3 separate regions of the Mus musculus genome follow, and all the other regions are linked to region 3. The links are chromatin loops, found by intact Hi-C in ENCODE. Cell type or tissue: left cerebral cortex. All regions are shown on one strand. Each heading gives the region's core, and the rest is flanking DNA. Links, peaks and the distances in the headings are about the cores only.

Evidence for each region. Hi-C counts contacts between places; a loop is a spot of excess contacts. Peaks named below come from ENCODE experiments on the same cell type or tissue, not always from the same donor. Only the 100,000 strongest peaks of a DNase experiment are listed, where the experiment ranks them.
Region 1: it touches region 3 in a loop (10-fold over the local background); 18 of 42 quality-filtered maps call a loop at or near these places.
Region 2: a loop joins it to region 3, with 2.9 times the contacts of the local background. A loop is called at or near these places in 18 of 42 quality-filtered maps.

The regions. Positions count from the first base shown.
Region 1 is chr3:66,001,175-66,008,238 of GRCm38, forward strand. No RefSeq gene overlaps it. Among named protein-coding and RNA genes, the nearest start is that of Ccnl1, 46 kb to the left of the region's middle. In left cerebral cortex, for the core only: a CTCF peak has its summit at 3,228 (motif pointing right); a DNase peak (open chromatin) is centred at 3,291.
Region 2 is chr3:66,009,481-66,016,544 of GRCm38, forward strand. No RefSeq gene overlaps it. Among named protein-coding and RNA genes, the nearest start is that of Ccnl1, 55 kb to the left of the region's middle. In left cerebral cortex, for the core only: no CTCF peak of the experiment used is centred there; no DNase peak of the experiment used is centred there.
Region 3 is chr3:66,216,542-66,224,857 of GRCm38, forward strand. The region is part of intron 4 of Veph1 (ventricular zone expressed PH domain-containing 1); the gene reads right to left. It overlaps Ptx3 (pentraxin related gene), which reads left to right and starts at 3,346. Exons shown (of 3, transcript NM_008987.3): 1 at 3,346-3,650; 2 at 4,109-4,510; 3 at 8,051-8,316. The coding sequence starts at 3,521. In left cerebral cortex, for the core only: CTCF peaks have their summits at 4,187 and 4,386; DNase peaks (open chromatin) are centred at 3,532, 4,153, 4,318 and 4,897; H3K4me3 peaks cover 1,505 bases.

The DNA of each region.
Region 1 (7,064 bases), core at 1,769-4,268, 220 kb before region 3:
TCCCTATCTCTCCCATTTCTCCACCACAGACTTGCACACTCTAGTGGCCTCTGCTTTGGGTGGGCCACATGACTGGCGGACCTCTGGATTCCTTCCCAGGCCATTGAACCTTCTTTATGTCCAGGAATACTAAAGAGGAGCTCTGGTTTCTTACCTTCTCAATGTGAGGGTGGGACCTAAAACTCTAGTTCAGACATCAATTCCTCCTGAATCTCTAGATTTTCATGAAAAAAGAAAAAAAAATCCATTTTCTAGTGTCAGCTCACCTCCTAAATAATTGTAGTGTTTTTCATAACTGGGATGTTACAGCAGCGCTGAAGGTCCATTGAGGGAGGCTGTTACCTCCTTGCCAAAAGAACGGGATCTACCTCTGGCTGGAGACATTCCACTATCTCCTCCTGTACTGGCTAATTTTGTGTCAACTTGACACAGCTGGCGTTATCACAGAGAAAGGAGCTTCAGTTGAGGAAATGCCTCCATGAGCTCCAACTGTAAGGCATTTTCTCAATTAGTGATCAAGGGGGAAAGGCCCCTTGTGGGTGGTGCCATCCCTGGGCTGGTAGTCTTGGGTTCTATAAGAGAGCATGCTGAGCAAGCCAGGGGAGGCAAGCCAGTAAAGAACATCCCTCCATGGCATCTGCATCAGCTCCTGCTTTCTGACCTGCTTGAGTTCCAGTCCTGACTTCCTTTGGTAATGAACAGCAATGTGGAAGTGTAAGCTGAATAAACCCTTTCCTCCCCAACTTGGTTCTTGGTCATGATGTTTGTGCAGGAATAGAAACCCTGACTAAGACAAATTGGTACCAGGAGTGGGGTATTCCTGTGACAACCTGACCATGTTTTGGGGAGGACTGTGGAAGGACTTTGGAACTTTGGGCTTGAAGATCCATTTGTTGTTAAGAGCTCTGTCAGATGTTGTGTAGGAGCTTGGAAGATAATGTTGAGAATACTGCAGAAGATGGAGGCCTGGCTTGTGAAATTTCAGAGGGAAAATTAAAGACTCTTTTCAGGGCCATTGCTGTTTTGATTGTGAAGATTCTGTAGTTCTGGTTAGCTGGGGCTGAAGAATCAGCTGTGATTAACAAGATACCAGAACTACTAAAGCAAAAACTTTCATTACTGGGACTATTGATGCTGGTTAGCTGGAGCTAAGAAATTAGCGGTGATTAAGAAGAGACCAGCATCATTGAAGAGACATCTTCTGGGAAGTGTTTTCTGAAAGCACAAAGAGGCTGTGTTCCAGAGATGGCCAAGGTTGTACTCCTGGTGCAGCAGGACTTGGTAATGTGTAAGGGTCACCCAGGTGGTACTGGTTTTGAAGGCATGAAGGGGTCATGCAGAGCAGCTGAGGCTGGGCACTGTGAGAGGCCATGGAAGGCCATTGGTGAAGGTGCAGCCTCAGTTGCAATTAACGGCCCGGGACTGGAGGGGTCATGCAGTGTTTTGGAGATGCCAGTACCATGAGATGACCACCAAGAGCAGCAGCAGCAGTGGAGTACAGGCATCTGGAGCCTAGAGGACGATGTGTGTGCTACAAAGGGCATGGCTGGAGAAGTGACCCAAGCCCTTGGAGGAGCCCAGAAGATCGTGAGTTGGATCCCAGACATTGGATGGTTGGAAATGGATTTTTGCTTTTGATTGTGACTGTGCTCTGATATTTTCCCTCTTGAAGGAAGAAAGTAGTTTAGTGGAGCCCACAGTTAAGAAACTTTTAATTGTAAAAAGACTTTGGATTTTAAAAGAGATTTATATTTTAAAGAGATTGAAATTTTAAGAATATGTAAAGACTGTGGGACGTTTAAAGTTATTTAGACCTTGGGGATGAATAAGAATGTAAGGGTTGAGGCTTACTAGTGATGTGTTTGTGTGTCAAGTTGACAAGGGGTCAATTGTATTGGCTAATTTTGTGTCAACTTGACACAGCTGGCGTTATCACAGAAAGGAGCTTCAGTTGAGGAAATGCCTCCATGAGCTCCAACTGTAAGGCATTTTCTCAATTAGTGATCAAGGGGGAAAGGCCCCTTGTGGGTGGTGCCATCCCTGGGCTGGTAGTCTTGGGTTCTATAAGAGAGCAAGCTGAGCAAGCCAGGGGAGGCAAGCCAGTAAAGAACATCCCTCCATGGCATCTGCATCAGCTCCTGCTTTCTGACCTGCTTGAGTTCCAGTCCTGACTTCCTTTGGTAATGAACAGCAATGTGGAAGTGTAAGCTGAATAAACCCTTTCCTCCCCAACTTGGTTCTTGGTCATGATGTTTGTGCAGGAATAGAAACCCTGACTAAGACACCTCCCTTAAGGCTTAATTCAGATAGCACCACCCATCACCTGGCCAAGGGACCAATGCCATAGAAAGATGCGTTCAGCTTAAGCCATGCTAAGGAGATAGAAAGATATATGAACCTTCTAAGTCTTCTTAGAGTTGTCACCCTTGTGCATTAGCTTACAGAGCTGCTGTCACATGGCTTTGTGAGTCTGTCTTACTCAGAAGAGTAAGCTTCGCAGAAAAACGCAACTTTTTCTTTCTTCTTCCTTTCCTCTTTAGGAGCCTGGTTTCCTTATAGTCTGAAGTTCAATTAAAAATGTTTTAATTTTGTATGTATGGGTGTTGCCTGCATGTATGCGTAGACCATCTTGCATCCTACACCACCTTGCCTATTGCCAAGGGAGGCTTGAAGAATGTGTTGGATCCTCTGGAACTGGAGTAATGGGTTGGGAGCCACCATGTGGGTGCTGGGAATTGAACCTTGGTCCTCGGGAAGAGCAGGCAGTACTATTAACCACTGAGCCATCTTTCCAACCTCTGGAACTCCCTCCCTTCCCACTATGTGGCTGTTTATCTACCATATAGCAGGCCTACATGATGGCTTCACTCAAGCCACATGGCACTTTCTCTTTCTTTGCTCCATCTTCCTCCAACAGGCAGCCTCCAAGATGTATAGCTTGCCTTTCCTGGTAACAATAAAGTTGTCTTCAAGCTATTTTGTACTATCCTTAAATTCCTTTATCAGTGAGACTAACCCCCCTATTTCTTGGTAACAAAGCCTCATGCATGAGATATCTGGTTTAGGTGCTGTATATTTTCAAAGGCAGACTCTAGATAATTTTTCCACATTAACTCTTCAGGTTCTATTTTTTTTTTTACATTAAAAATTCTTTTAAAAGTGTCTCATCTCTCCCCCTATATCTGCATCAGTTTTACAGGTTTCTCATGTATAATTCAACTTATCCAGAAGGAGGCAGCATTTTACTATTCAATTGATGCTTCTGCAGAGGTCCATACAAGGTTTCTCTCTTAAAACCTTTTTTTTTCTTTTCTGTTTTTTAAATAGTCTACTAAATACATATTACCAAAAATCTCCCAGGGCAAAGATTTTTGGACACGTCTAGAGCTTTGCATATTGAGAAAATTATAAAATCCAAATCTTGCTCACATTAAATTTAGCTAACGATATGAATCACATTTGTGGTAGCTGAATTCATTGACCCAGAACTGTCGTTGTGGCAAAGATACTGATCAGAATGATAAAGGATGGAATAGAAGAGGAAGTCAAGTTGAGGGAAAGTGATTCAGTTATTGCTAAATGTGTAGAGAAGACACATTTGCTCAGTAAAAGAGCAACATTTGGGGAAGTATTTGATTCAGTAAGAAGAAAGAATATTAATTTATAGATCGACGAATGTAACTTCCCATTTCTTCTTCTTACGGAGTCACAGCTCTTTTGTACTAATCTAGAAGGTCGTGTAGTGTTGCTGCTCAGTGATTGCTGGCCAACTCATTTCATCCATCAAGGAGATGCCAGTCTTTGAGGCAGGATCTTATTATGTAATCCTGGCTGACCTGACACGATGTAGACCAAGCTGTATTGAAGTTTGTGGGAATCCTTCTGCCTCTACCTTCCAAGTGCTGGGATTACAGACCTATGCCACCACACCTGGCACTATCTGCTTTCAACAATCAGAAGGGAATTGCAACATGCTAGCAAAGATTAAGTTATATGAAGGGGTTGTGGAATGGCTCAGTGGTTAAGGCTATTGTTGCTTAAGCACGAGAACTGGAGTTTGGTTCCCCAAAAGCCACGGGAAAAGCCAGGAGTGTTTTTACCTATAACCCCAGCACGCAGGAGGCCAAGACAAGAAGTCCTGGAGCAAGCTGGCTAATCAGACTAGCCAAAATGGTGAGCTCTGATTCAGCTCTGATTATATTTTCTCAATATAAAAAGTGGAGGGTGGTTGAGGAAGACAGTTAGACATCAACCTTGAGTGGCTACATGCATGTGCATACATGTATTCCTGCACATGGACATCCCCACACATAGGAACATGTGCACACATGCACACACTACTTGCAAGATGGCAGGAGGGACATTTTCTGTCACCTTGCATTTGACACAAGGTCAGTGATAAGAACAGTAACATGTTCTGTAAAAGGAATCCGGAAGAAGCGTTGAGGAGGAGTCTTCCCTACTGGAGGGGAGTCGCCTGTAACTTCCATGGCGCCCGCTGTGACAGTCCTGAGGTCCTGCTTGTCTCCTGCTCAGAGGCATAGTGAAGCTTTTGGTGCTCCTAGTCACAAATTTTCTATTCTTTCACTTTAGGCATGTCATTATTTAAGACCTACAAGTTAGTAAGAACAAAATCATTCCCTCTCCACCTTCCATTCCACTTCATCTTCTCAGAGATCAGAAGACGGAGAGCAGAGGAGAAGAGAGATGTGGAACCTTGCTGCCTACAGAGCACGGAGGCTTGTGTCTAGTGTTCTACTACACAGTTTAGAAAAAAAATTAAAGTCTTTCAAAGTATCAACCCAAAGTATTACCTGAAATGCAACCCACCAGGTTGAGTTAGAACTGGTTAAAGGCAGCACATAAGCAGAGAGAGGGGGTCAAAACAGAGCCTCGAGAAGCCTCGAGGTCACAGTTATTATTTTTAAAATGATTTATTTATAAATACTACATTTATGTATATAGCTAGTTGTCTTAACTGTTTGTATGTAAGTGCACTGTGTGGATTCCTGGTGTCCACAGAGGCCTGGAATTGGTATTACATATGGTTGTACATTTCTGCATGGGTGCTGGGAACTGAACCTGGACTTTGCAAGAAGAACAAGTACTCTTAACCACCGTGCCATCTCTCCAGCTTCCTGGAACTTCTTGCACATGTCAAGGATGAAACCAGAGTCTTCCTATGGTTCTGTTAGGTACAGGTGGCATAAGCTCTCCTCCCATCCCCCAGCCCATTTGCCACTTGCCAGGTACTTTTGGCAGCCGAAGAGGAGGCAGATGTCAAGGACGACCAGAGTCAGCCTGGGCTAAGATAGATCAATTACCCTTGAAGCCCCCAACTTTTCCAAAAAGGAACTTGCTAAATGCCACTGGCAAGATCCACCAACTGCATTGGGGACATCTCTAATAGCACTGGAGTAATTGTCTCCCTTAGTCACATCATCAGAGATATATAACCCCTTCCACATATGACAGCCCTTATCTGTGAAGGAAAAGAGAAGAGCCTTAGAGGAGTTTAAATTGTGATTTGTCTGTGTATGTGTTTGGAAGAGGATATTTAAATAAAGACTAGCCTGGAATTTACGATCTTCCTGCCTCAGCCTCCTGAGTGCTGGGATTACACGTGTGTGCTACCATGCCTTGGCACTGATTGTCTCCTAACTGGCAAGTTAATCCTTCTCTCATCTCATTGGATCCTACTATCTTCAAAGGTGGGAATAGGAGGCTGCATGGGAATTTGTATCATTTATAGAAAGATACATTGTTACTATTTTAGTTGAGGTAATCATTGCTACAATAAAACACCATGGCCAAAAACAACTTGGGGAGGAAAGGGTTTATTTGGCTTACAATTCTCCATCACTGCTTATCCCTGAAGGAAGTAAGGACAGGAACTCAAATAGGGCAGGACCAGAAGACAGGAACTGATGCAGAGGTTATGGAAGAAATGTTGCTTACTGGCTACATCCCCATGGCATGTTCAGCCTGCTTTCTTATAGATCACCAGCCCAAGCTGGATACTACAGGCTGAGCCTTCTCCAGCCATCACTAATTAAGAGAAGACCCCATAGAACTGCCTATAACTTGATCTTATAGATCTGTTCTAAACTGAGGTTCCCCCTTCACGGATGACTTTGACTTGTGTTAAGTTGACATAAACCCAGCCAGCACAGCTGCCATCCTCTGCCATCCTCTTGGTGTACTAGTTACAATGTTTCATAAAATCTTATCATGAGTGTTTTTGTATCTCCATCTCATCATAGTGCCTGGGTGGGAAGAGAAAGAGGCTGAAAACTGGTGTTTGAATGGGAGAAAGGAAGGGGAGATAAAAAGAGACATTTAAGGTGCTGAAGAAGGAAGGAAGGAGTAGTTAGAACAGGGTGTGTGTGCAGAAGGAAGTGGGGGAGGAGAGAACTGAGGACACACTGGGGCAAAGCAGCTTGCTTCCAGCCTTGTCTTTGGAAGAACTAGTGGAGTTAGGAGGCACCTCAGAAAGTCTACTCCAGGTCAGGCCAGGAGACACCTGCCATATCTCCTCAGGAGTCCTCTCAGGGAATCCATCTCCATTCCACCCTTTTGGACTTGCTTTCCCATGTTCATTCTGTGCTTCAGTGTTCCCAAGCTGGCTTCAAGTGGTCACATGAGTCATACTCTAGTCATCCAGGCTACAAGTTGCCAGATTCCCATTATCATGAAGTTTGTTTTGAGTCTAGTTTCTTGTGTTGAAATTGACAACATCCCTGCTGGTTCCACGGGTGAGGAGTTTGTCCCTGGCTCCTCAATACTTTTGTAAATTGAAATTTATTATGAATCAGCCTCTAGTTCTATTGTTTTCTTTCTAGGTGGTATAACACCCATTTCTTTTCTCTTTTCTCATTAATTGTCAGTCCTCCTACATGTTTTAACCACCTTTAGCCTTTCCTGGGATTTGTCACTTCTGGCTTCAGTTAACTAGCAAACACCACAAGTGGCTGGTGTAAGTGTCCATGAGTCAGGCTCTACCTCACCACGTTCCATTTCTTTCTTCAGACAATTTACTTCATTAAACAGAAAGCCAACCTCTA
Region 2 (7,064 bases), core at 1,769-4,268, 210 kb before region 3:
TGTCAGAAAAGGGATCAGATCCTCTGGAAGTAGAGGTACAGATGGTTGTAAATCACCATGTGGGTGCTGGGACTTGAACCCAGGTCCTGTGGAGGAATAGCCAGTGCTGGTAACTGCATCTTTCTAGTCTCTGGGTAAATTATTTTGAGGCTATCTTTCTTTTGTTTTCTTTTTTTCACCCCACTCAGGATTTATTTTTTATTTATGTGTATGTCAGCATGTGTATGTGCACATACAAGTATCTAAAGAGGCGAGAAGAAGGTATTTGATCCCTGGAGCTGGAGTTATATATAAGTAGTTCTAAGCCACTAGGTGTAGGTGCTAGGAACAAAACTCTGCTCCTTTGCAAGAGAAGCAAGTATCTTAACTTCTGAGGCCTCATTTATTTAAAAACAGAACAAAACAGAATGTTTTTCATAGTCAATGTTCCTGAAGAGAAGTCCTTTGAAATTCAAAAATATTATGTCTTCGTATACTTCGAATTCATGATCTCAGGCATACAATTATAAATACAGAGGCTATGGTTACATTGTTTCTGAGCAAGGTCAAGGGTAATTTGAAATATCAAAGTACACCGTTATTGCTGTGGCTACTGAATTTGTGGTACTGGGGACGAACTCCCCAGGATCTGCTGGTTGAGACTCTTCCTAAGATGTGTACCTGGATCTGCTTACACTTTTGTCTCTTCTTAAGTTGATCGGGCTGGCCTTGGGTTGACCCACTAGCCAGAGCACCCTTTGCAACTGACCCCTTCCCGTCCCCACTTTCAAGTATCTTCCATATGCAAGCTGTCATCGGCAGATCTGCTTCTTCAAGTACATGATTTTGACTTGGACAAAAAGAACAGAAAAGCAAACTGGGATTTAAGAATGTATTTTATGCACAAAGAAATTGGAAATTTGAAGTAATTAGTTAAAAGTTAAAAACTGTATGCAATATTCACTTAGAGGCAAATTGATCTGTGTTAAATCTTTAGTGGCTTGTCTTTGTTCTCTTCATGAAGAAATAGCCTCAAAATTGGAGAGTGATGAAGGCTTCTTTCCTTCTTTTGAGACCGTCTCACTATGTAAACAGGCTGGCCTCAAAGTGTCAACCCTACCTCAGCTTCCCCAGGGCTGGCATTACAGATGTGTACCACCGAGTCTGACAACAACACGCTTGTTTTATGGTTTTCTTCTGTGTATTATTTTGGTGGCTCATTATTTATTTAGTACTCACTTGCAGGTGTACCTCTCTGTAGCGTTAAATATTACAATTCGCTCTATGCTCCTGGTGGGTGCATGCGGCTCCTCTTGCGCACGCCTCCTCTATACCTGCCCTGATGTCCTGGATCCCAGATGGAAAGCCACACACACACACACACACACACACACACACACACACCCTTTATATTTTAATATGCCTTAACTAGCTCAATGATTGGGCCACTCCTGAACCTCCTAACACACTACCCTCCGATATTCCTGAGTTAATTCTTTCTAAATCTGTATTTTACCTTTGCTGCCCTGGTTCCTCTGGGCAGCCCTCCCATTGGGGCCGCTTTCCCCTTGCACCTACATTTTTGGTCCTCTCACCCTCCTGCTCTTTCATGGTGTGGTCTCTCCTACACCCCTCTCAAGGTGGACCCTTTTCTCTCTTTTCCTGTCTTTCTTGCCCAGAAATCCTAAAAGTCCCGCCTCTGTTTCCCTGCCCAGCCATTGGCTGCTGGCAACTTTATTTCCCAATCAGAGCCAATTGAGGGCAGGCTTCCTTTAGCCTACTGCCGGGACACTGCAAACAGGTTTTTGGGGTAACATAATTAGCATGAGGACACAGCCGCTACAACTATCCATTAGTAAAAATCTGCTCCATATATCCACTTTGGAGGCTCGAGAGATGCCTCAGTAGTTAAGAACACTCGTTGCTCTGCCGGATGTCCTGAATTAGGTTCCCAACACCAGCATGGTGGCTCACCACTACTTGTAAACTCCAGTTTCAGGGATTCAATGCCCTCTTTGGGCCTCTACGGGCACTGCACACATGTGGTGCATATAGACACAGGAAGAGAACACATATACATAAAAGTGAATAAATCTTTTAAAATGTTAGTGTATTCTTTTAAAAATTAAAAAAAAATCTTATCAATTCTTTTCTTTCCATTAATCCTCTTGCTCAGAAAGAAGAGAATGCGTGAGATGCCTCGTTCCCAAGTGAGCCCACTTACTTCCAGTCAGTGAACTCACTAATCATAGTGAAATTCTTGTTGAGAGGACTTGAGAGGAATCTTGCTAGTGAAAATGAAACCAAAAGGGTGCAAAGGGATACTAGGGCCATACCTGGTCTCCGGTGCAGCTCCACTAGCCTGAGAAGGCTAGTCCAGCAGACCCACGCTCGGGTCACACACAGCATGTACATTTGCCCACGCTCAGCCCCACACATCACTAAATGATCACAAAGCTTGCGGTGGCTCGAATGAGACTGGCCACCAGAGGCTCCTGTTTGTGTACTTGTTTCCCAGTTGGTGGCATTAAAAAGTGTAGCCTTGCTGCTACAAGGCGGCAGCAGCTGCGGCACATGCCTTTAATCCCAGCACTCAGGAGATGGAGGCAGGTGGATCTCATGAGTTTGAGGCTCAGTTTGAGAGCTAGTTCCAGGGCTGCTAGGGCTACAGAGAGAGACCCTGTCTCAACCCTTCCCCCAAAAAACTGAATCAAACCAACCAACACAAAACAAAACAAAACAAAACAAAACAAAACAAAACAAAACACCCAACAAAAAAAGAAGTGACCTTGTTGATGTAGGCATGGCTTTGTTAGAGGAGGTGGGTGAATGGGGTGAGCTTTGAGGTTTCAAAAGCCTACCAGGCCCCATCTAACTCCCTTTTTCTGCTAACAACTTGCAGGACAGATGAGAGTTTTCCCGCACCCGCCTACCTGCCGCTTCTGTGCTCTCAGCCATTATGATAAGGGGCTAACTCTCCAAAAACTATAAGCAAGCCACCAATTAAAAGCTTCTTTATATAAGTTGACTCGGTCATGGTGTCTCCTGACAGCAATAGAACAGTAACTAGGACAAGGGTGAATTATCATTGTTAAAAATATGAAAAAATGCAGTTCACCCATCCTGAGTCATCCTGTCTCTTACAACATATAATGTATCTTTTCTGTCCCTGAAGACAAAGTAGAAGTGATGTCATATTTGAGGGAGTTATCCATGTGATTATTCAGCACTGATGTAGACCACATTACATGGGTCTGGGAAGCTGGGCCTGTTCAGGGCAGAGCAAATTCAAAAAGACTTTGACCTTCCAAGAATGTTCCATGACAGAACAAGTCATGTCACAGGGCACTGATAGTATGATATTTTACATTTCCAAAAACTATTTTAGTTTTAATGTTTTTACATAAAAAAAATAGTATTGCTTGGGGCTTGAAGAGATGGCTCAGCAGTTAAGAGCACTTGTTCTCATAGAGGTCCTAGGTTAGATTCCCAGTACCTACATGGTGTCTCACAACCACCTGTAACTGCAGTTCCTGGGGATCTGACACCCTTTTCTTACCTCTCTGGGTACCAGGCACAGATGAGGCATACAGACATGCATATAAACAAAACATAAATTCATTGATTCATACACACAAATAAAACAAATCAATCTAAAATGTAGTACTGTATTATAGTTCTGCTTCTGTGTAGCAAAAATGACAGGGTTTCACAGTATTAACACCACAGGGCCTCTTATATTTGCGCTAGCTGAGGCTAGTAGAAGCATCTGAAACGTTAGAAGCTCATTTTATTATTATGTGCTCTGTGGCACAAGTTGTGAGATTTTATTTTAGAAGAAAAATAACTTTAGACAGATTTCTAGTGAAAGATTTTGGGTGTGGGGCTCAGAAGACACTGAGATGGACTGTCGTTTTGGGTAAGAGATTCAGAAGAGTTCTAAATGTTATAGGCAGACAGAAAGCATGGTCAGGGCTCTGAGGAGAGAGCTACATGGTAGAGTGGAGGACTCATCTTATGGGCTCAGAGGAAAGGTAAGTGTCTCTGTCTCATGCTTGAGGACAGGTCTGAAATACAGGTTGCCTCTGATTCTTGGGTATCAGGGAAAAGGAAGAGAGTCTTCTATTCCAAGGAAGGGATGTGTGACCTTGAGGATGTGGGGGTCTCATTTAGCCAACGTGTATCTAACATGTGTGTCACTGGCAGCCTCTGATGGCTTAGAGTCTATTAGTCTGGGTCTGTGTACCAATGAGCTGTAAGGGAGGAGAGAGACACACCTGCATGTTGGCATGACCTGAGCAGTGTGTGGTCTGGGTTGTTAACACATAAGCTATTTTAACAGTTTCTTTGAATTCTTAGTGGGGATTTGAGGATTCCAGTTTCTAATGCTACTGCAGCATTAGAGTCCACCAAAAGCCAGCATCACCTGTGAGGTCTAAGCAGAAGCCGTTAGTGTCAGCATCAGCAGCTGTCCTTAGAGTCCTTTCTACATCAAATCTCTAAGAGCTGTTTTGGATCAAAAATTCACATGCCCTTTGAACAGAATAATTTCCCAGATATCCTTATCACTGAGGTGACTGGTTAGCAATGTAAATGTCCAGGCTCAGTGTTAGTTAGCTTCATGCAGGAATAATCACCAAAGCTTAGGAACCAAAAGCATGCTTTTCTTAGAAAACATCTTTGTGTGTGACTATCAAGCTAAGGTTGTTTTTAATGCTGCTTATAATCAAAAGGAAGACTTCGCATTACAGCACACTTTGACACTTCCTTGTGGTCCTTCTTTCTTCTGTCCATCTGTGCATACTTCATTTCAGATACCCACCTTGTTTGCTTTACTTAAGAATGCAAATTTGGTCTCCCAGTCGTCAGAGTTCATGCCAGCACCCAGTGATGCACCGATGTGGCAAACACTGCTGTCTATACAGCTTTACCGTCAACCTAACTTGCATCTGATTTTACTTCTAAAAACTGCAAGTAGTTAACAGCTCTTTATATGATCAGATAGAATTATGTTAAAGTTATTCTCTCTTTGGCTTTCTCTGACTCCTATCTCTAACTTTAAAACCAAACCATCAGGTTTACAATGAGAGAGAGAGAGAGAGAGAGAGAGAGAGAGAGAGAGAGAGAGAGAGTCAGTCTTGAGGGATGAAATACTTCTGCCTCCTGCCTCCTCCTGAGAGTGATGGTGACTCCTGCTGACAGGTTAAGATGTGGAACAGCGCAGTGAGTCCCAGAGGGTGACATGGCTGAATTCAGACTCTGAAATATATACTTCCGATATAAACTTAACCTCTAATTGCTTATGACACATTAAGGACATAGTAACTGATACATTCAAAGCACATTTCTTAGATTTTCATACTTAGGACATATTTTGTATAGATGTACACATGTATTTATGTACAGATGTATATACATATTTACTTGTTTATTGTATTTCTTCTCCCAGGAAAGGATTTAATACTTAGTAGACTTCCCATTATATGGAAAGATAAGTATAAATAAAATCAAGTATACGAGAACTTTAAATGAGGGGGGAGGGTGTAGGGGAATGTCTTAGTCCCCTTTCTGTGACTGTGATAAGACACCAAGACTAATGCAGCTTATAAAAAAGAGTTTGTTTCAGATGCTGATGGAGTCCACATCCATCACAGTGGAGAGCATGGCAGCAGGCAGGCATGGTGCTAGTGCAGTGGCTGGGAGCTTACATCTTTAGAGACAGCCACAAAGCAGAGAGAGCTCACTGGCAATGGTGCAGTCTCTTTGTTATGCTTTACTTATTTATAACGAGGTCTCCTCTGCAGCAGTGACTGTCCCTGAGAAATCAGTGTAGACCGTGTTGGCCTTGAACTCACAGCAATCCTCCTGCCTCTGCCTCCCAAGTGCTGGGATTCCAGGTGCATGTCCCTATGTCCAGCCTTTATTGTCTTCTTTTTTTTTCCACCTATATCCCGAGCTTTTGTCCCCGCCGGCAAGAACACACTCAGGACAACCGGAATCTTCTGCGGCAAAGCTTTTATTGCTTACTTATCAGGAGGGAAGACCCCGAACCGGGAAAATGGCGCTGCTTATATAGCCCGCAGCGTGACGTTTCAGCACCTGATGTGGTGTGACAGCTCCTGATTCGTTGCTCGCCCATCACCCCACGTGAGTTCACTCTTGCACTTGCGCATAAGGCTTGTTTACTAGTTAGGCGCAGTGGAAGCCAGTGCCATCTTATAATGTTGATTGCTCACGGCACGCACGCGATTGCTTGCGGCACGGCTCTCCACACACCTACTCCCCACATTCCTTTGCTCCATCTTTGTCTGTCTTTGCCTGTTTATTTCTAAGTGCTCTTCCTCACTCCCTCTATTTTTTCTCTCCTTTCTTATGTTTTACATTCTCTGTCTGGTTGACCTGCATTTTAGGTCTCTCCTGTTAGAACGTAAAAGGAAAGGCAAGCTACAAAGCTCAGAGTTGATTTTCAGTTTTTATCCCAAGTGAAAAGCTTACATAAGGATTTATGATGGAACTACAGCCAAAGAAAGGATAGTCCTTCCTCCTGGGCCTCATACATAAGGTTTATGGGGCTCACTGGGAGGCCTGTAGTTCCAGCATCATTACTGAGATGAGAGTACTTCTGTTGCAAGCACTGGTTCTCAAAAAGCACCCCCTGTCCCAGGCCATGGCTGGTGAAAATTGTCACCCTGGAACCTTAAGAGAGGAGTGAACCTTTTCTCTCAGGAAGCTTGCGCTTCATAGGTCACGGTGTTTCTGTGTGTGCAGCTGCCGCTGCTGGTGTGCCTCAGTCTGGGCCTGTGTGTGTCTCTATGCCTGTGCCTGTACTTGCTCCTAGTCTGAGTGTAGCCTTACCTCCAGTGCTGGTGGATGTTCATGTCTGCACATGTGCTCGGGTCCGTGTCTTTGCCTGTGCCTGAGTCTTGCTTTCCTCAAACCACGTGAAACTTAAATATCTAACCTGTTTATAAGGATGATCTTAAGTATGCTAACTAAAGCATAGGTTTGGAGCATACTTCTCACATGTCAGGAGTGTTCTTTAGTTTTGAGCCCCTTCTTCCATTAGAACATGCATCGTCCAGGTG
Region 3 (8,316 bases), core at 3,061-5,560:
GTATACATATGTAAACCTTCATTAAGTGGAGAGGATGTGTGAATTTACAAAAGACATTTAATTATGAACATCAAGGAGAGAAAGCTTGAGTTTCTAGAATATGAGTATCAATATTCAGTGAAAGCAGACAAATTTAATGTATTTGGGTAAAGAATGTTAAGACTTCCTTTTCGTAGAGTAGTTTCAAACATGTCTTAGCAAGACATCCATAGAATGAAAAATTTTGGAAATAAATTAAAAAAAAATAGTTTGTAAGAGCCAGATGTGGTGTGGTACACATCTCCCACCTCATTACTTGGGAGACTGAGACAGGCGGATGACCACAAGTTCACTGGACTACGTACTGAGTGCAAGACAAGCTTGGGCCACATAGCAGGGCTTTGTCTCAAAGTGAAGCTAACAACTACACATAAAGAATTTTGCCCTGGGATAAGAGATGGCACAGTACATAAGAGCACTGGCTGCTCTTCCAAGGACCAGAAATTGAGTCCCAGCACCCACATTGTGGCTTGAAACCTCACAGTTACAGAGGATACAGCACCCTCTTTTGGCCTCCACAGGTACCGGGCATGTACTTGCACACAAAACACCTGGATGTATAAAATTAGAGTAAATTTTTAAAATGATGCTGTTCCCATCACTATTTTATAACAATTTAATATCAAACAATATATTTTGTTAGGTTTCTGCTTGCTTTTGTATTGTGTTTCTCCTTAAATTGGGGGAATTTTGGTTCAGTACATAATTGATGTAGAACACATTAGGTCATGGAACTCAGCTGTTTCTGCACACTGGTCAGCTGATGGGAAGGGTCACACTGAACGGGGCTGTAGCTAGAATCTGGGACAGGAATCTGCAGTATGGCTTTTACTACTATCTCCAACAAAGGCCCTGGGGGGGGGGGGCGTTCTGAAGGGGAAATCCCTAGATTAGTCATTTTTGACTGACTTCAATTTCAACGAAATAAACCCAAAAATAAGTGCCAAAGAACTTACTTTATTTTTCAGTTCAAAACTGATGAAGAAATCTGAATGTAGAAATTCTGTACACTTCTAAGTCACATTTTGTCTTAGATACCGAATGTCTCCAGCCCACATACAAGCATAAGAAACGATAAAAACGACAGCGATGTGCCTGCCATCCAGCTGCACCAAAACTTTGCCTCGTGCCATAAGTGTTTCCTGACTAATGTTCTTTTTTTCTCCTCAGAGGTCATCATCCCTGTGAAGTTAGTATTTCTCATTGTTGTGAAGGGTTTTCTACCTTAATTACATGTGTGCATCCATTATCATCTTAGAGCCGTTTTCTTGCCTTATAATTTTACATGAATAAATTAATTACATGCAGAACTCTTTGCAAACTATTTTATTCCATTCGCTATTATGCTGGTTTTCATTCAAATTGGCCTCTTACCTTTATTCTTCCTGTTTGCCCCTCTACCCCAGGGCACCATTTTGTTAATGTACTCTATGACTGAAAGACATTATTTTCTATAGCTTCCAGAAGAAACCATCAGAAAAAGGGCCCGAAATCACTCAGACTTGTTATCTTCTGTCTTCTGAAGTCCAGATCTAGCCATACCACTCATGGGCATATACTCAAAAAATGCTCCACCAAACTACAGAAACACCTGCTCTACTATGTTATAGCAGCCTTATTTGTAATAGTCAGAAACTAGAAACAACTCAGGTGTCCATCAACTGAAGAATGGATCAAGTGTGGTACATTTACACAATGCGATATTACTCAGCTATTAAAAACAAAGACATCGTGAAATTTGCAGGCAAATGGATGGAACTAGAAAAGATCATCCTGAGTGAGGTAACCCAGGCCCAGAAAGACACACATGGTATGTGCTCATTTGTAATTGGACATTAGCCATACAGTACAGGTAACTATGCTACAATCCACAGACATTGAAAGAACAGTAAGCATTTTTATCCAGTTCTTCCACATTGCTTTTTCAGACAGGGTCTCTCGTGGGCCTTAACTTGCCCAATAGGCTTAGCTGTTTAGCCAGGGATCCCAGAGGCTCTCTGTACTGGCATTAGGACCTCACAGCACCACATCAGGTTTCTTAATGTGGACTCTAGAAACTGAACTCGAGCCCACAGCCTTAGGAGAAAAGCACCTTACAAAGCTGTGGCTCCACACTGCCCTTTAAACAATATCGTATTGTCTCATATTGCCATCGCTTTCTGATGGCTTTAACGGTTTCAAACATACCCTGTCTTTAGCCGTGATCTCAAATAAGTGAAGCTCTTGAGCAGGGGCCTGATGCCTTTTGACTTTGTGTTGATTCATGCTTATGATGCCCTGTTCCCTCCGTGTCTAGCTATGTTTAACTGTGGATTCATTTTTATTGTGGTGGATGGTACATGCATGTGCATTCCAGATGCGTGAGGGCACTCAGGCCAGGAAAGCCACTCATGAGTCTCTGTCAGGAGCAGAGGAATTTACCTATGGAAATCCAAGAGGCAGCCTTCTGAGAGGCCTGGCCTGAGGGTAGTAGCCCTGCCATCATGATCAGGATGTGACTGGTAACCCTCCCCCTCCATCTCCTTTGTATATTGGAGACTTGTATCAGCTCAGGGGTATCCTCTGGGAGTGGTTCCCTCTAGATCTGTGTAGTTTTTTAGATCTTGCTTTATTTGGAGTTTATTCAAATGTTTTAATTTTTTATCACTATTATTATGACTTATCAACACCTATCTAGGTACTTTGCACTGGGGGAGGGGGCAGGTTTTACACACACACACACACACACACACACACACACACACACACAGTCACTAATGTAAATTTAAAACAGGACCTTGATAGGATATGTCAAGAATACCCAAGCACCTAAAGCCACTATATTCCCGCCCTCACTTTCCTGTTTTACTGGGTTTTGACCCAGCCATACTGTGTTTTTTAGTTGCTCCACCAGAGGAGTCAAGACTAGTTAGTCAAGATTGACTTCTAGAGTCATAAAAATTCTTAATGGGTTATTTTGGAGTCACGGAATCATTTTCTATAGCTTGGTCTTGAGAAAGTATCCAAAGGAAAAGTGAAAAAAAAAAGTTTTCCATAACTTCAGGGGTTGTGGAGTAATGAAAGCTCACACCAAATGCCAAAATGATAATTCGCCCTGTACCTCTGTGCTCCTCACCCCCCAAAGCGCTAGCACTTCAGGTTACAGCAACTAATCCTCAGGGGCACCAGAAAAGTCCAGCTTCCCTCCCCTTCTCCCCCTGACTCGCCTCTAATTAATCTGCCTGCAGTGTGGACCTCGGTGGTTTAACATTGTGCAACCTCTTCAGCTCCCTTGCCCTCCCACCCAACCCCCTCCCCCAAATCCAGGGGAACTCCCTCGCGCTGTGCCACCGACATTAGTCATTCATCCCGCTCATGCTTTGGAGCGTTTATTAAGGGCTTCACTCCTGCCTCACACTATCTCTCCCGGGCTCAAACTCGGATCACTGTAGAGTCTCGCTTCTTCCCCTGCGGCTGCGAAGCAAATTTCGCCTCTCCAGCAATGCACCTCCCTGCGATCCTGCTTTGTGCTCTCTGGTCTGCAGTAGTGGCTGAGACCTCGGATGACTACGAGCTCATGTATGTGAATTTGGACAACGAAATAGACAATGGACTTCATCCCACCGAGGACCGTAAGTTCATTTTTAACTCTCTCAGCGTATCAAAACTACATAACTCACTTTTTGGGGGGCGCGATTAACATAATTAACATAGATAGCCAATGAAGCAAGCTAAAATTATACTTTATTTGTGAAAGCAAGGACTGGGGGAAAAAAGGAAAGCAAGAAAGCAAGGACTATCTGAGAAAAGCCAGAGGTTTTAAATTATTTTTGTAACATTTATGATGAGTTAAGTTATACGAAATCTTTAACTGTTTTTAGCTATATTAATGGCATTTTCTCAGTTAGTTTAACATGTCCTATAAAGAATAGTCCTGTGTCATCTTTGAGTTTACACGCACGCTGTTTTCAGAGCTATCCTTAGAAGGAGAGCGGTTGCTGGGGACAGGCTGAAACTTGGAGTCACCAAGAGTGCAACCCATGGCCACCCAGGACAAGCTGATAACACTTGTGTGTGTCCTGCGTTCTAGCCACGCCATGCGACTGCCGCCAGGAGCACTCGGAGTGGGACAAGCTGTTCATCATGCTGGAGAACTCGCAGATGCGGGAGGGCATGCTGTTGCAGGCCACCGACGACGTCCTCCGTGGAGAGCTGCAGCGGCTGCGGGCAGAGCTGGGGCGGCTGGCGGGCGGCATGGCGAGGCCGTGCGCAGCCGGTGGCCCCGCAGACGCCAGGCTGGTGCGGGCGCTGGAGCCGCTGCTGCAGGAGAGCCGTGACGCGAGCCTCAGGCTGGCGCGCCTGGAGGACGCGGAGGCGCGGCGACCCGAGGCGACAGTGCCTGGCCTAGGCGCTGTGCTGGAGGAACTGCGGCGGACGCGCGCCGACCTGAGCGCCGTGCAGAGCTGGGTCGCCCGCCACTGGCTGCCCGCAGGTAAGCCCACGGTCGGCTCTGTCCCTAGAGGCAAGCTTTTGTGGGGACCCTCACACTCAGAGCCCCAGTACTTTTCATAGGCACACTCACAGAGCTCACACCACGCCAGGCAGGCTCATTGCCTTTTAAAAGTATTTCCAAGCCCGAGGAACCCAAAAGAAAAAAACGAGGATTTAAACCATCAGTCTGGAAGTTGACGTCAGAGGTTCCTGATACCGGATCCGACCAGATATTGAAGGAGTCCATTGGCAGGTGTTTAACAGTGACCCTCCTCGCTGCCCCGAGTCCCTCCGTTAGGGATTTCCAAGTCTTCTAATTTTATCCCGTCACTTTCTTTAGGCCAGCTCCTGTTTCCTCCGACTATTTCAGGGCCCTGGCTAACTTCAGCGACTTTCCCAGCCCCTTGGCCGACTCCTCCCCCTCTGCTCCTTCTGAGTTGACTGGAGCCTAATTGGATCTCCTGCAGACTCAGCAGAATCCCTTCAGGGTTCCCTCATCCCAGTTTAGTTCCACAGTGAAGGTCAAGGGGGGCATGCTTTATAAAGTCAGGCGCAGGAGTCAGAGGGAGTAGATGACGGCTTTATCCAGTCCCCCAGGACCACACAAGAAAGGGACTATTCAGACTGTGCAACTTGTCAAAGCCCCACATGAACTCCATAAAACTCCCAACTGATGAGGGCCCCTTTGGTATACTCTTAAAAGCTAACAAAACAGGAAGAACATTGGAGCCTAGTAATTCGGGTTCTTAAGTCAAATTTCTGACGGGAGCAGTGATGTTTTGTTGTAGATTATTCTAGAAAATTAGTGCCCTATGCAGACAAATAGCCCTGGTACTCCTCATGAGTCTCAGAAACAATGACAAGCAATACCACCCTATGCCATATTTCCAATGAAATGAAGCTTATTGGATGGGGTAGGAGGAAGGACACTCCAGAGCACAGTTCATTCCTTTATAGAAACTATCCTACAATCAGTCCCTCCTATCTACTTGAGCTATAGGGGTCATGCCCTTAAGTTCAAAGCACAATTCTTCAGACAAAAAGCATAAATCAACCCTAAAGCAAACCCTCTATGTGATAACTTTGTGACAATTTTAAATGCATGGATTTTTTTGTTTGTTTGTTTTGCAAGCTCTGTAGAGTCATGCACATATAATGTGCCCCTTAAAGGAAGAATTACTTTGTCTCCTCATCTGTTAGAAAATGTATACATTTCCGAATTCTAAACTGTTGTTGGTGCTTACTAGCCAATCATACTTGCACCTACAGTCTTTGACTGGTCCTCTCTTTCTCTCCTGCCAACTTGGTCCCCAGAGGACACCTAATTATGTTGTGGTCTGCCTCCTAAGAACCTGGTTTTCATTTTGCTTGGTCTCTGATAATATAATTACAAAGACTTATTAGTTGAAAGCCACTTCATGAGAGAGTTCCTGACATTTCAAAGACGTCTCAAGGGCCTCCTTCACTGTTCTGCACAAGAACCCCACACAATCTGCTAACATACTACTTTACGGCATGAACTCAGGTAGCTACCATGGCCGACAGGGATGCTGGGTCTCCCAGAGACAGTCATGGGCAGCCCTGGAATGTAATCTGCACTGCCTGGCCTTATTTAAACAGGAAGGCAGTTAATTAGGTTGTAGTCAATGCCCCCTTGGACTGTATTTTGAACTTACAGAGGCCAGGAGATTCCAAATGCACAGAAATGAGTCTTTTGTTTCCAAAATCATTATTTGATTGAATTGTTGTAGCTAGAGGAAGAATCCTACCTTGAAAATGCCTCATTTAAATTTTTTTCATGAATGGTTAGAATTTTTTTAAAGAGTTCTGTTATCATTTGGGGGCATTGCTACCATGGTTGCTCTTATACAATTTTTCTATATTTCAATTTTTCTTTGACTATCACTAAAAGATATGGTCTATGTTTGTTTGATAGTTTTTGGACTGAGCCTAGCTCGGAGCCACTAATGGGAATTTACTAAACTTTATAGGACATTTGATATCCACATGTTCTACTGAATTACCAGCTAGTGCTTAAATGTTCTGGGAGTGACTTTTCAAAGCTTCCTCATAGCATCTCCTTTGGGTTATTATAAAGAGAACATCTAGCCTACCTTAGTTTTTTTCAGATACACCGAGAAGCAGAACCCCTATATTCAAGGCCTTAGCACTTCCCAAGTCTTCACCTTGGCATCTTATCTGGGGATGCAGCCTCAAGAGCAGCAGAGGTTGGGTAGATGAGTCTCGTGTCCATGTTCAAGGCCCATGTCTTCTGAATGTTCTCAGCAGAAACACAATCTCTTATAAAAGTCTTCAGAAAAATTCCCTTTTTAAAAGCATTTTCTATAGTGGTGTGACTATAAAATTTATAAGTTTAAAAGCATATTCTTGGCCTGCCTAGATTTGAGTGCAGTATACTTGTAACTTACAGACTTGCAGTCCTGGGTCATATCCCCCCTTAAGTATAGACAACACTAAAGGCTGATAAGATTATAAACTTCATCAAAACCTGTATGATTCTCACTAGCAGTAAATTATTCAGAATTCAGGTCTTCTATTAAGAGGCAATATAATGTGTTGGCCTCTGCCAGCAGACCAACCAAACTAAAGCCCGAGCTTTAAAATTTAGCTACTACAGAAGCATAGGTTATTTTGCCTCAGTTTTCCCACCCATAAATTGGGATTAAGAAGACTTCAAAAGCAAGTATGAAGATGTATTAAGGTGATGGACAAATTGGTTAGAACACTATCTGGGACATAGGAAGTACCTGATAAACACCAGTCATCATTACTACACTTTGCTTCCTGTCAAAGCTCAGTTTGCAAGTGGTCCTGGTGTGCACAGCAGTAATTTCAGTCCCTTGAAGGTGGAGACAGGAGAGTCAGAAGCTAGAAGTTATCCTTAGCTATATGTACAATGGTCAGTCCAAGCTACATGAGGACTTGTTTCACACAGCCAATAATAATGGTAAGACACTGTAGTTTCCTATAAACTCTGAAAAGGTACCAATATCCAAGATCATATGGTATATGAAACTGTATTCCCTAGTGACATGGCTCTTCTAAAACATTATTTTAAAAGACGTGCTGATAATGGCTACCTAGACTGAGCTAGGTCCATTGATTTTTATAGATTTACTGTTTTAAGATCATGGCAAAGCTAAGAAGGGAATAGAATAGTTTCTTAAAAAGTACTTAGAAACAATAGAATCTTCTGAAATTGTGATTCAACAGTTCAATAAAAGACATAGAAAGAAAAGCAGATTGAATGGGAAATGATTATTCAACATAGTTTTGGTTATTTGTGGGTTGAGTTGGCACTTTCTTTCTGTTTGCAAATGTCTTTACTTAGTTGCTTTACTGAATAAGCCAAGCTTTTCTTCCTTACTTTTACTTTCTTTGCTCTGTAGAGATCAGACTGGAGGCCCCATGAGTCATAACACAGCAGTGTATATAGTTATCAAATATAGTTAATATAACTGAATATCAAAATAACTCTGGAACTGAAATCCACCCCCCTTGTATTCTCTTGCTACTCCAGGTTGTGAAACAGCAATTTTCTTCCCAATGCGTTCGAAGAAGATTTTTGGAAGCGTGCATCCTGTGAGACCAATGAAGCTTGAATCTTTTAGTACTTGCATTTGGGTCAAAGCCACAGATGTATTAAACAAAACCATCCTGTTTTCTTATGGCACAAAGTGGAACCCCTATGAGATTCAGCTGTACCTCAGTTCCCAGTCCCTAGTGTTGGTGGTGGGTGGAAAGGAGAACAAGCTGGCTGCAGACACTGTGGTGTCCCTGGGGAGG